Regions from separate parts of the Homo sapiens genome. Here region 2 is linked to region 1. A link is a loop called in an ENCODE intact Hi-C map of the cell type or tissue named here. Cell type or tissue: PC-9. All regions are shown on one strand. Links, peaks and the distances in the headings refer to the core of each region. The heading gives the core; the rest is flanking DNA. Region 1 overlaps POMZP3 (POM121 and ZP3 fusion). Region 2 overlaps UPK3B (uroplakin 3B).

Region 1 (2,900 bases), core at 274-2,773:
GGGAAGAAGATGGGGAGAAGTTTTCACAGAGGTGGTAGCAGTCAGCATGGGTATGGACTGAGGTGGTTTCTCAATCTCTGGGTGTGGAGGGGTAACTAAGACCAGAGAACAGTGCTGTTTAATGGAAGATAGTCTGAGCCCTTGGAGGGCTCCCCTTCAAAGGTAGGATTGATGATGCCTCAGTAGACTATGTCCCATGGCACAAAGAAGGAACAACCCTATTTCAGAGCAATAGGGTGGCTGGGCACGGTGGTTCACATCTGTAATCCCAGCACCTTGGGAGGCCGAGGTGGGAGGATCAGAGTTCAGGTGTTTAAGGCTGCAGTGAGCTATGATGGTGCTATTGCCCTCAACAGAGCAAGACCCTGTGTACTTTTTTTTTTTTTTTTTTTGGACAGAGTCTCGCTCTGTCACCCAGGCTGGAATGCAATGGCATGATCTCGGTTCACTGCAACCTCCACCTCCTTATTCAAGCCATTCTCCTGCCTCAGCCTCCCTAATAGTTGGAATTATAGGCACTCAATCACCATGCCTGGCTAATTTTTGAATATTTAGTAGAGATGGGGTTTCACTATGTTGGTCAGGCTGGTCTTAAACTCCTGACCTCAGGTGATCCACCTGCCTCAGCAAGTGCTGGGATTACAGGCGTGAGCTATCACACTCCCCTCTTTTTTTTTTTTTTTTTTGGGGGAAATGGAGTGTCACTCTTGTTGCCCAGGCTAGAGTGCAATGGCGTAATCTCAGCTCACTGCAACTTCCCATCTCCCAGGTTCAAGCAATTCTTCCATTCCAGCCTCCCAAGTAGCTGGGATTATAGGCACCTGCCACCATGCCCAGCTAATTTCTGTATTTTTTTTTTTTTTTTAGTAGAGATGGGGTTTCACCATGTTGGCCAGGCTGGTCTCAAACTCCTGACCTCAGGTGATCCACTGACCTCAGCCTCCCAAAGTGCTGGGATTACAGGCATGAGCCACCACGCCCAGCCTAGACCCTGCTTCTAAAAGGCCGCTATAGGGGAACTGCCCTGGGATCTTAGACTCCAGTTAGCACCAGAAAAACATACTAGGAAGAAGCTAAGGATGAAAGTACATTTCCTTTGTGGAATAGACAACAGGGCCTTGGAAGCTTCTTACTTGCAGGGCAGGTGGCTAAGATGGGCAGCTGGACAACTGCTAAACTGGCTTGTTTCTAAAAGTCTGAATTTACATGGTTTCAAGTTTCTCTGCTGGTGTACTCGGCCACTAGGTGGTGACTGAGGCTTGTGGCTCTGAGGCTTCTGCTGCAAGGTGGCAGAATTGCCATGCTCTGCCCGAGGTTGAGCAGGGAGGAATTTTAGCCCTGCCTGAAATATGAAGGGAAACTGACCTGGGGACGGGCCAAGGCTAGACTGAGCCCTGGCTCTGTCAGAATGGCCCCTAGCCCCAGCAGCAGGATGGAATGTCAGTCTAAAATGAGAAGGCTTGGCCAGGTACGGTGGCTCATGCCAATAATCCCAGCACTTTGTGAGGCCAAGGCAGGTGGATCACTTGAGGCCAGGAGTTCAAGACAAGCCTGGCCAACATGGGGAAACCCCATCTCTACTACAAATACAAAAACTAGCCTGGTGTGGTGGTGGGTACCCATAATCCCATCTACTTGGGAGGCTGAGGCAAGAGAATCGCTTAAACCTCGGAGGTAGTGGCTACAGTGTACTCCAGCCTGGACTAGAGACAGACTCCGTCTCAGAAAAAAAAAAAAAAAAAAGGGTAGGGGGGCAGTGCTTACAGGGTAGTTGACTATTCCCTGGGTGGGGGGGGTCCTTCAGCTCCCAGCAGGAGCTCATATTGGGTTCATTCCCTCGTACTTGTCTAACGAGGGTGGGTAAACGTTTCCCAGAGGCCAGGACTGTCAGGGTATCAGCCTGGTGAGTCTTCTGGTCGTCATATCCCTTACAGGTGAAGGGAGACTGACGTAGGCTTGACTAATAGCAGAGGTATGTGCAAGGAAGAAAAGCCCAGGGAAGCTTGCCCAAAGAGTGAGCCATCAAACTCAAGTCTGGCCGGGCGCAGTGGCTCACGCCTGTAATCCCAGCACTTTGGGAGGCCAAGGCAGGTGGATCACAAGGTCAGGAGTTCAAGACCAGCCTGGCCAAGATGGTGAAACCCTGTCTCTACTAAAAATACAAAAAAATTAGCGAGGCATTATGGCAAGTGCCTGTAATCCCAGCTACTTGGGAGGCTGAGGCAGGAGAATTGCTTGAACCTAGGAGGCAGAGGTTGCAGTGAGCTGAGATCGTGCCATTGCACTCCAGCCTAGGCAACAGCAAGACTCCACCTCAAAAAAAAAAAACAAAAAAAAAACCTCTTAAGTCTGAAATGGAAACTCCACAGAAGCAAGTCCAAAAGGCTTCTTTATGTGCCCAAGGACCTCAGGTCCCAGAAACAACTTGGTCTTGCCTTAGCTGGCAATACAGTGACTACATCCCTGAAGAAAAGTAGCTTGTCAACTAGTCAAGTGGCAGGTGGCAGCGTCAGAAACCCAGCTAAGCTGCTAGCTATTAAGGTGTCTACCACTCACCTCGGTCACCTGGGGATGGGCGCGGGTTTAGCAATGCTGAGTTAAGCCCAGGACTGGCCAGGCACGGATAGCTGGCACCTGTAATCCCAGTACTTTGGGAGGCTGAGGCGGACAGATCACTTGAGCCCAGGAGTTTGAGGCCAGCTTGGGCAACATGGCAAAACCTCATCTCTGCAAAAAATCCAAAATTAGCCAGGTGTAGTGGCTTGTACCCGTAATTCCAGCTGCTCATGAGGCTGAGGTGGGAGGATCCCTTGAGCCCAGGAGGTCAAGGCTATAGTGAGGCATCATCATACCACTGTACTCCAGCCTGGGTGACAGGCCCTGTCTCAGAAGCCCAGGGT
Region 2 (2,900 bases), core at 168-2,667, 97 kb after region 1:
CAACCTCCGTTTCCCAGGTTCAAGTGATTCTCCTGCCTCAGCCTGCCAAGTAGCTGAGATTACAGGCACCCACCACCACACCAGGCTAATTTTTGTATTTTTAGCAGAGACAGGGTTTCACCATGTTGGCCAGGCTGCTCTCAAACCCCTGACCTCAAGTAATCCGCCTGCCCTGGCCTCCCAAAGTTGGGATTACAGGCATGAGACACCAAGCCCGTCTGTTAACTCTCTCTCAGTTCCAGGCAGAGGGACCTGGGCTCCACCGTGGTGGGGTTTTTTTGTTTGTTTGTGTGTTTTGTTTTGTTTTGGAGACGGAGTCTTGCTCTGTCACCCAAACTGGAGGGCAGTGGCAAGACCTTGGCTCACTGCAACCTCCACCTTCTGGGTTCAAGTGATTCTCCTGCTTCAGCCTCCCGAGTAGCTGGGATTCCAGGCCCCCACCACCATGCCCTGCTAATTTTTGTATTTTTGGTAGAGACAGGGTTTTGCCACATTGGCCAGGCTGGTCTCTAACTCCTGACCTTAAGTGATCTGCCCACCTCAGCCTCCCAAAGTCCTGGGATTACAGGTGTGAGCCACTGCGCCTGGCCTGTTCGTTCAAGACAGGGTCTCACTCTATTGTCCAGGCTGGAGTGCGGTGGCACGATCACGGCTCACTGCAGCCTTAAACTCCTGGGCTCAGGTGATCCTCCTGCCTCAGCCTCCCGAGTAGCTGGGACTAGAGGTGCACACCACCACCCCTGGCTAATCTTTTTTTTCATTTTTAGTAGAGATAGAGTCTCACTATGTTGTTGCCCCAGCTGGTCTGGAACTCCTGGGGTCAAGTAATCCTTCTGCCTGAGCCTCTCAAAGTGCTAGGATTCCGGGTGTGAGCCATGCAATAGTGTAACTTAAAGGGGCTGGCTCCCCTGGCCAGACGTCACCTGGGACACCAAGGAATTTGACTGAATCTGTTTCTGTCTATACCTGAAGGGGTTCTGGTGGCTGGTGGGGGTGCAGGCAGCATGGAGGAGAAGCCTCCAGAGATGAGGGGCTCAAGGGCTTGCTTGGGAGGGAGCACTACCTAAACCACATACCTGGCCCTGAAACACATGTGTGGATTTTCCTAGGAGATGGGGGCACCTCAAAGTACAAGCCGGGACAGCAATCAAGGGACAGGCTCAGGGTAACCCCATGGGGCAGAAGCTGAGCAGGGCCCTGGGCTCCCGGCATAAATTTCCTGTCCCAGCAGGGGCACCATTCAGGCCAGGGTGGGCTCCAGACCGCATTTATTCACCTCCAAAGAGGGCTGCAGACCAAGGGTCACCACCGGGCTCCCTCCGCTGGCAGGGCCTGCATGCCGGGAGCCGTGGTCACATTAGAAGGTCCGGGAGCGCAGCCCAAGGGGGCGTGTGCAGCGGCCGTGGACAGAGTGCAGCGGGCAAGTCACTGAGCCTCAGTTTCTCCATCTAGAAAACCGCTGCGGCTGTGCGGACTGCATGGCACGCAGTGGGCTCTCAGGCGTGATTGCTCATCCCTCTGGCTTGGCGGAGGGAGGCCTAGAGTCCTGACCTTCACCGACCCCGCCAACGTGGCATCTGCTACCGCCTCGGAGGCAGAAGGGGCAGCGAATAGCAGCGAGCATGCACACTGGCCGTGAGGCGGCCTGGCTGCGGCTCACCGGCGACCCCGAGTGGCGACGACGGGAACCACCGGCCTTGTGCACAGATGGACGCTTGAGGTTTTGCACAGAGGGTCCTTCCAGGTGATGGAGGCTCCTGGGTCCTGGAGAGCCTACTGGGGTGACGGTCTAAGGGCCTGATAGACCCCCGACAGCAACAGGTCACATCTGGACACGTGGTCGTCTCAGGTCTAGAGAAGGCATCTCCCCAAGGTCAGGACCGGCTATGCCTGAAGCCCCAAGTCTAACACTGTATGTAGCATACAGCAGATGCTTAATAAATGCTTGAGGGGGTGGATAAGGGCTAGAGCCATCCATATGCACAAGAGGGTTGGAGGTGGTGGCCAGAATTGGTAGTCAGATGACCATGGAGAGTCCCACTCTCAGAAAGGTGCTGTGCCCAGGGGCAGTAGAGATGCCTCTGAATCCTCACCCCGCCCAGCCACTGATGTGTGGGATGGGGGACGGAGGGTGGCTCAGGTCTCATAGGCCCCAGGATGGGCCCAGCTCCCTGCATCAGGCAAAGCACAGTCCTCTGCAGGCCTCCTCCCAGGGTCTGGAAGCTTGCGGTCAGGGCGGCCTGTCCACACAGTCTCCAGCCTCCCTCGCAGGAGGTCAGGTGAGACAGAGGTGGGGATGGAGGTGGGGACTGGGTATCCAGCCTGCCCATGGCCCTCCCCTAAACCCTCCTGAGTGCAACTTACAGATGCTTGGAGAGGGAGAGAAACCAGAAAGGCAGAGGAGAGGCAGGGGGGCTGGTGCTGGGATTCCAGGCAGGGTACGGGGTGTGCTGGTGGGGGGGAAAGGCAAGGAGCCCTGAGGGGGCCTGTGGGTGCAGGAGCTGGGACAAAGCACCATGCACTCACTCCCAGCGCCCCATCTCCCCCAGCCCCATGCAAAGAGGCCAGGCTAGGGGCTGAGGCTGGGGAGGGGGTCCAGGCCAGGCTTGCAGCCCACCGGCAGTGTGGCGGCCTCTCTGGGTGGGATGTGGTGGGTCATGTAGCGCTTGCCCATGAAGGAGCCGATCCGCAGCTGCTCCGGGGCCTCCTCCGGCCACCACAGGCTGGAGCTGGGCGGGGAGAGGAGGAGGAAGAGACATATGTCCCTGCCACATGGGGCACGTGCTGGGTCAAGGCCTGCTCTCCTCCCTCCCAGCTCCCTCATGTGTAGTCTCTCTCTCTCTCTTTTCTTTTTTTTTTTTTTTTTTTGAGATGGAGTCTGGCTCTGTCACCCAGGCTGG

The links. Peaks named below come from ENCODE experiments on the same cell type or tissue, not always from the same donor. Only the 100,000 strongest peaks of a DNase experiment are listed, where the experiment ranks them.
Region 2: a loop joins it to region 1, with 10 times the contacts of the local background. A loop is called at or near these places in 2 of 110 quality-filtered maps.

Annotation. Positions count from the first base shown.
Region 1 is chr7:76,612,351-76,615,250 of GRCh38, reverse strand. All of the region lies in intron 4 of POMZP3 (POM121 and ZP3 fusion), which reads left to right. The region is part of intron 2 of LINC03009 (long intergenic non-protein coding RNA 3009); the gene reads right to left. Among named protein-coding and RNA genes, the nearest start is that of POMZP3, 13 kb to the left of the region's middle. In PC-9, for the core only: a CTCF peak has its summit at 1,247 (motif pointing right); a DNase peak (open chromatin) is centred at 1,254; H3K27ac peaks cover 1,118 bases.
Region 2 is chr7:76,514,874-76,517,773 of GRCh38, reverse strand. UPK3B (uroplakin 3B) reads right to left here. Exons shown (of 6, transcript NM_001347684.2): 6 at 1,252-2,729. The coding sequence ends at 2,570. Among named protein-coding and RNA genes, the nearest start is that of UPK3B, 5.8 kb to the right of the region's middle. In PC-9, for the core only: a CTCF peak has its summit at 1,723; no DNase peak of the experiment used is centred there.